Regions from separate parts of the Homo sapiens genome. Here region 1 is linked to region 2. The links are chromatin contacts, found by Hi-C or POLR2A ChIA-PET in ENCODE. All regions are on one chromosome and are shown on one strand. The core of a region is the stretch at or near the end of the contact, and the rest is flanking DNA. Distances in the headings are between cores, read along the strand shown. Region 1 holds the start of MYO7B (myosin VIIB). Region 2 has its middle 120 kb from the start of THORLNC.

Region 1 (3,501 bases), core at 451-2,950, 9.2 Mb before region 2:
GCCAACAGACCAGACCAAAATGGAGTCACTCATGCTGAAGTTCCACACCACCAGGCCCAAACGAAGGTTATCTGACCTTCCAAGAATCAGGAGAGAGACAATAGCTGGAGCCCCAGACAGGCCAGTTTCAGCGGGCATGATAAGGAAGTTCCCTCAGCTCTATCCTTTACAAGGAAAATAAATTGAAATGACTAATCCCCTTTTGTTTTCTGTTTCTCTCAGCCCCATTCTGTCTATAAAGCCAAACTCCTCTGCTCGGCTCATCAGATCATTCATTGTATTCTATAAGTGGGGTGTTGCCCAATTCTAGAATTGCAAATAAAAGCCAATTAAGATCTTTAAGATAAATTTTTTATAATTTTGTCTTTTGACATATGTAAAACAGGAAGCAATATCAACACATATAGGTCATCCCTGTGGTGCCGCCTCTCCACAGAGCCCCGTGCTAGAGCTGTGGATGCAGCAGGCCCCAAGACAGCCGCCTGGGGAGGATTCTCTTAGAGGTGGCATCTGAGGACAGACGTAGGGCCCCCAGCAGGTCCAGGGAGATGGGGTGGGCTGATGAGCTGAGTGGTTCCTAACAATGATTCACTGAGGGTGTGTGTGAATCTCTGAACTAAAATCCTAAACAAAGTGCAGGGTTCTGATAAATTAGAGCAAAATTCAAGTCCAGGGTTACAAAGTGGAGCCTGAAGGGGAGGCCTCGTCATGGAGAATTTGGGGGATCTGGGTTGGGGGCCCCACACCCACCAGCTGTCTGACCTGGGCCAGCTCTCACAATCTCTGTGTCTCAAGTTTCGTCCTCTGTGAAATGGGGATGGGACACACACCACCTGGACAGCTCAAGGGGGACAGCCCATGTGAGCCCCGGTGCGGTCCCTCTCCTCAGCCACCTCTTCCCCCACCCCCCCCCCCACCACACCCCAGACCTGTCCTGCCTCTCCCTAGGGTCCCAGCCTTCCAGAGGTGACTAAAGCCAATTGCCCAAGGTACATGGGTAAGGCGGATAAGCCTGGGCTTTGGAGTCGAATCCGGCTCTGCTTCTTCCCGTGGGCACCTTCGCTTCCATGGTCCTCAGTCTCTGTGTCCATAAAATGGAGGCAATTCCACCACTGTGTTGCGAGGACGCAGTGGGATGTCACACACGGCACAGCTGACATCTGGCAGGGGCTCATCATGGGACCCAGGCTATCCATGATGTCCCATGATTCCACAGTGAGGCCCTCTAGCTGTGAGGAGGCTTCAGGGTGGGAGCAGCCTTGGCACCTGCCGTTCCCCTCCTGCAGGGAGTTTGCCCTTCTACAGCAGAGGGCTAGACAGCTTCTCCCCCTCCTCCTCCTCCTCAGCCCCCCAGGTGCTGCCCTTCAGCCCGATGGACTGAGTCCCCTGCTGCGGTTTCTGGTTTCCAGGCTCCTGAAGGGCTTCTCCACTCTCTATCCCTCAGACCTGTTCCATCTTATTTCCAGGGGACCTGCCTCCTGCCCAGCGACCCTCTTCAGAGAGGTGACCCCCTACTCCCCGCTGGCAGACACGCCCCCGGCACGCCCTTACCTTGTCAGGATGGGGGTCTGGCTGACTCCCCTTCCCCTCCACCCTGGGCACCCTGAAAGAGCCAGGAAAGGAGGCAATGTTGGGACTCCGGGTGTGTCAGGGAGTAAGGGACAGAGGAAGAAGAGGTAGGGCTCCAAGAGGAAATGACTGGGAGCACTCTGGGCCCACGTAATTTATTACAGGACTTTGTCCCTGGGCTCCAGGCACTTCCACTCCCACACGCCTCCCTCAGCCCCAGCTGGCAGAGCCTCATGATACCTGCTCTTTAACCCAGGCCCCTTCTGCAGAGCAGCGATGCATGCTGCCCGGAGGCCACCAGGGTTTGCAGTCTGTGCACCTGCTCTGGCCACCAGCCAGATCCCATGGTGACAGTCAGCTGACCATCCGGGGGCTCAGCATCTTCCCAGGTGCTGCATGGCAGGAGCTCTGCCCCCAAGCACCCCAAGCTCTAATTGAGGGTGGTAGTATAATATAAAATACAGTATATTTGGTCCTTGTTCCCGGTTGGTGTCACAGAACTCCTAAAACCCTTAGAATTTCCAAAGTGATCGTCGGGCATGGTGGCTCACGCCTGTAATCCCAGCATTTTGGGAGGCCGAGGCAGGCGGATCACAAGGTCAGGAGATCAAGACCATCCTGGCTAACACGGTGAAACCCCATCTCTACTAAAAACACACACACAAAAAAATTAGCTGGGCGTGGTGGCGGGCGCCTGTAGTCCCAGCTGGAGGTTGAGGAAGGAGAATGGCGTGAACCGGGGAGGTGGAGCTTGCAGTGAGCCAAGATCGGGCCACTGCACTCCAGCCTGGGTGACAGAGCGAGACTCCGTCTCAAACAAACAAACAAACAAAAAATTTCCCAAGTGATCATCTCATAATGAGTCCGTTTGATAACACCTGAAGTTATGCTGAGGAGGTGACCATGTGGGGGCCCTACCTAGCCTCAGCATGGGGTCAGTCACCAGAAAGACCTAGTGAATAGAGGGTTGGAACTTTCAGCCCCGCCTACTGACCTCTGGGAAGGTAAAACTCTTGAACAAGATTTGACAAGCTTCCACACATCTGAGGTCCCTGGGGGGTGGCATGCGGGAGAGGGCATGGAAGCTCCATGACCTTCCCACACAACTCACCTGTGCGTGTTTATTCGGCTGCTCATCTGTAATCCTTTGTAAAATCTTTTCCCACGAACTGGTCAATATGAGTGCCGTCCTGAGTTCCATGAGCTATGCTAGCAAATCCAACCTCAGGTGTGGGGCATGGGAACCCCGATTTATAGCCAATTGGTCAGAAGTATAGGTGGCAACCTAGGACTTGAGACTGCATTTGAAGTGGGGCAGTTTTGTGGGACTGAGCCCTTAACCTGTGGGATCTATGACTCCAGGTTGACAGTGTCTGATTGAATTGAATTATAGGACATCCAGACGGAGTCTGCTGGAGAACTGCTTGGACACCTGGTCAAGAGAGTGTTCTGTGTTGAGTGTGAAAGGAGCATACACCTGGGACATGTCTGGGGCCATCAGGAAGCCTTAGAGACAAAGGCCATCAGACAACAAGGTTCCCAGGAGGGTACCTGGCAACAAATTGGGCAGGCTTGGGCTGGCACTTGATCAAGGGGGATTTGGGCTTAAGGCAAATACAGACTGTTTAGAAGGGAAGTGCAACCGCAGTGGGCCCTGGGTGGGGTCAGACTGGAGGGGCCAGGCAGTCCCTGGAAGTGAGCAGGAGGGCGAGGGGAGCTCATTTATGCAAGGCTTTGAAGGCGGGTGGATAATAGGGGCAGGTAGTTACCTGGTCAGCCACAGGCCTTGTGTTGGGTAAAAAAGGGGTCTGGTCATCCTTACAGTTGGCCCAACTAGAGCCAATCAGATTCCTTTCTTTTCCTTGGACTTGGAGGGACTTGGGAACTGCAGGCAGAAATGTGGGAATGAGCCATCGTCTTTTAGAACTGAGG
Region 2 (3,525 bases), core at 373-2,872:
CTCCATCTCTTGACCTCGCGATCCACCTGCCTTGGCCTCCCAAAGTGCTGGGATTACAGGCGTGAGCCACCAGGCCTGGCCAGCTTTCATTCTTTTAGTCATTCAACAAACGCTCACTGAGCACATACTATGTATCTCTATTGCAGAGGCCAGACCTTATCCTAGGCACTGCCTGTCGGAAAATCAGATGCAGCTTCCTCCAGTCCAGAAAGGGAGGGAAATAAACACAGGCAGGGGGAGTTAGGAGGCGATGTGGCAAATGCAGACCAGCCAGACACATACAGAGGACTGACAAACTCACAGAAGATGGTCTGTGGCCCTGTCCCAGGGCTCCACGATAAATTTCGTCCTTAATCCTAGCTTCACCTGCACAGACTCCCCCTTTCTCCTGTAAGGGGTGCAAATCCAAGAAAGAGAGGACTTTGTGGACGTATTTTTTAATACAGCCAGGGAAGAGTCAATAGGAGTGAGAACAAGCCTCCCAAAAGAGGCCACGTGGGCAACAGCCAGTTTCTGCAGCACTCCCCAGGTGCCCCACAGCCCTCCCAGGCTGCATCCTCCTCCTTCCCAGGCCTCCTGGGCGGGGCCAGCCCATCCCGGGAGCACAGTGACTCCTCCCAGAAGTGGGAAACACAGAGGGCCGGGGAAGCCCACCAATAAGATGGTCAAAAGCAATTTTAACTGGGTCCCGTGACAGGGTAAAACATTTGTGTTGTAATAGTGTCTCAATAAAAGGTATTGTAATATTTAAAATGTAGTATTGATCCCTCTGTGAGGACCATCAATCCTTGCAGGATTTGAGAGCCTGACCGCAGAGCCTGGGCTCGCCGGGTGAGGGTGGGGGAGAACCTTGGGAAATGCTGCGCCCTCAAGAGCACAAAGTCACCCACAAGAGCGGGGCGAGCTCGACGGCCCGGGTGTCCCTCCAACATCAAAGGAGGGATGCTGGGGTCCCCGGGCCGACACAGGAGAACCTGAGAGAAACTGTCTAAACAAAGGAATCAAAATATGAAACTAAATCACCTGCTAGTGTTTTATGAGGCCTTGTTCTGAATCAATACAAGCCCCAGGGCCCACGATTCCTCATGCTGAAAGGGAATACTTTTTCATCCTAAAACGAAATCGAGCTGCTTAAGTAAAACAGATGTTACCGTTGAGTGCCAGCACCCCGGCCCCTCCTCCCTCACCCCTTCTTCCTGCGCTGGAAAGAAGGGAGCCCGCGCTGCCCCGAAACCCAAGTCGGCTGGGGAAAGCCAGAGCCTTGGAATTTCTCCCTCCTTCGCCCACAGAAGTTTTCTTTTCTGTTTACCGGGGAGGGGAGCCCGGGAGGGGGCCGGTGGGGGGAGGCCAGTCTGCTCGCAGAGGATTTGAAGGCGCAGCGGCGACGTGAGAGGCGGAGAAGATTTTCATTTCCTGTGTTACGGGGTGCAAAGAATATCAGTATGAAAAACCCGGCGGGGAGATCGGAGATAGCAGTTTTTACATTGATAAGTATTTGTTCATTTCCTGACAACAAAAAAAATATAAATCTCTTCAGAAATTAAGCGGCGCGGCTTGTCGGGCACGTTCGTGGCGCGCGGGCCGCCCCCGCCGGCGTAATCGCGGCATCAGCCATCGGCGCCATCGCGGGCGGCGGCCGCGCGGCGCCCACTTTTTGTGTCACTTGTTTTCTCAGCGGGCCCGATTTGCATTTTAATGGAAGTAGTTTATAGACTTCTCCGCTGCCTTCGGAGTGCCACAAGTGGCATCATTAAGCGGGCTAAGCCGGATTAATGCTGATAGTAAAGTCAGATAATACAATAACAGAGGCCTCCGCTCCATTTGCATTAGGTGAGGAGCGCGGGGCTGCCTGGTGGCTGGCGATAATTTGTAAGCGCGATATGTTGTACTTGAGAGGATAAGATTAAATTTAGTGGGTTTAACTGTCATCCCACTAAGTCAATTACTTCATCTTTTCAGCCTTTGAATTTCTTTTATAAGTAAAATAAATGGAATATTGAGCTGCTCCGCGGCCATTTCGAGCTTCCATGAAGAATGACACAGGCCGAGCCAAAAAAATAAAAGGCTTCGGATTCAGCTCCATAAACAAAATATAAACTCCATTCAGGTGCCAGCATGGCAGCAGCCCCGAAATATTGTCCATCTCTCATATCACAAGCATGACAGATTCCATTGTGACTTTAGTTTCTCCATAATAGGAAATATTTATGTTGTGCCTGGGTGTTTTCTATTCCTTTCCCTCTTATTATGGGAGGCAAACAGGCCAAAGCAGGGCCATGTGCTTCCCCCTTTCCCTCCCTCCCTCGCCTGCCTCTCCTTGCCCTGCGCTAAATGTTTAGTGTTGGGGGCGGATATTAAGGCAGCCTCCTGACCCCAGGAGATGCCTCAGATTTCAAGCGGGTCGGAGATCAACAGAAGGGGGCAACTTCTTTCAGGCCCTCCCCCTCGCCCCCACCCTGGCCTGTTGCCTCTGTAGATGGCTTCTCTGCATGAAGTTTAGATATCTAGCATCAGTGAGCGGAACCTCGATAGAAGAACCTCAACATCTTCATTTATTCAAAGAGGGATGGTGGCGGGGGAGCGGGGGGGGCGGTAGGGACAAGGAAGAAAAAGAAAATCAAGCAGTTGAACCCCTATAGGTGGCACCAGCCAGTGCAAGTCATGTTTTAGGAGACTCCAACTCTGCTGTGTTCTCTACACATTAATAAACATGTACTCAACAAATATAGATGTCTTTCCTAATCATGGATGGATGGATGGATGGATGGATGGATGGATGGATGGATGGGCGAGTGAGAGAAAGACACAGACAAGGCATAATCTGTGTCAAAACCCTATAAACTGGTGGCTCAAGAGCTCAGCACAATGCAGTTGGACCAAATGGTAAGGGTCAGGAGTCCAGCCAGACAGTCGGACTGTGTGCCTGCTCCATGCCCTGCCCTGTCTGGGTCCTGTAGAGCAAAGGGAAGGCATGAAGGAATGCCCTTGAGAGGATTAGCCATATACACTTTGGAGAGGCCCAGGAAAATATTCAACAAGCAGCCTTTAATAAAGTGATCCACGGTGATGTATGGATAACAATGAGGGCATGAAAGGCTCTCACGTTCCTGCCCATCTTCCCTCCCTCTTCTCCTACTCCTCTTCCTCTCTTCAGATTGTACCTGAACATGGCGTGTATTTGCATGGATTATTCCATCTTTTTGGAATGCTTTTCTCTTCTTCTCCTGCTAAATTCTAGCCTTTTCAAGAGCCATGTCCTCCATTCCTCTGTGAACCTTCCCCAGCCCACACAAACAGATGAAGGCTCTGTGTGCAATCTCTGATACAGCAGCCCATGTACTGTTCCTCAAGCATTTACTGATATGCTGCCTCTCCTACCCAGCTCCAAGCCCCTTGAGAAAATGACTGTGTTTTACTCACTCATTCATCTCCATCAAGTACTGAGTTCACAGCTCAGTGCTGTACTGAATGCTAGGGACACAAAGACGAACAAGATGTAGTTCTTACCCACAAATAGCTGAGTCT

What was found. Hi-C counts contacts between places; a loop is a spot of excess contacts on that map. ChIA-PET counts read pairs that join two places held with the same protein, here RNA polymerase II (POLR2A).
Region 1: a map of lower leg skin shows a loop between it and region 2 (17-fold over the local background). The contact joins the promoter of MYO7B here to the enhancer-like site in region 2. A Hi-C loop is called at or near these places in 1 of 168 maps with a recorded cell type or tissue (lower leg skin). POLR2A ChIA-PET finds 5 or more read pairs at or near these places in 1 of 52 experiments (activated CD4-positive, alpha-beta T cell).

The regions. Positions count from the first base shown.
Region 1 is chr2:127,533,882-127,537,382 of GRCh38, reverse strand. MYO7B (myosin VIIB) reads right to left here and starts at 1,700. Exons shown (of 48, transcript NM_001393586.1): 1 at 1,552-1,700. RefSeq lists an enhancer at 818-1,668.
Region 2 is chr2:118,308,293-118,311,817 of GRCh38, reverse strand. No RefSeq gene overlaps it. Among named protein-coding and RNA genes, the nearest start is that of THORLNC, 120 kb to the right of the region's middle. Within about 2 kb of position 1,622, at least 12 of the 41 ENCODE cell types and tissues checked have a DNase peak (open chromatin) inside an H3K27ac peak, as active enhancers do.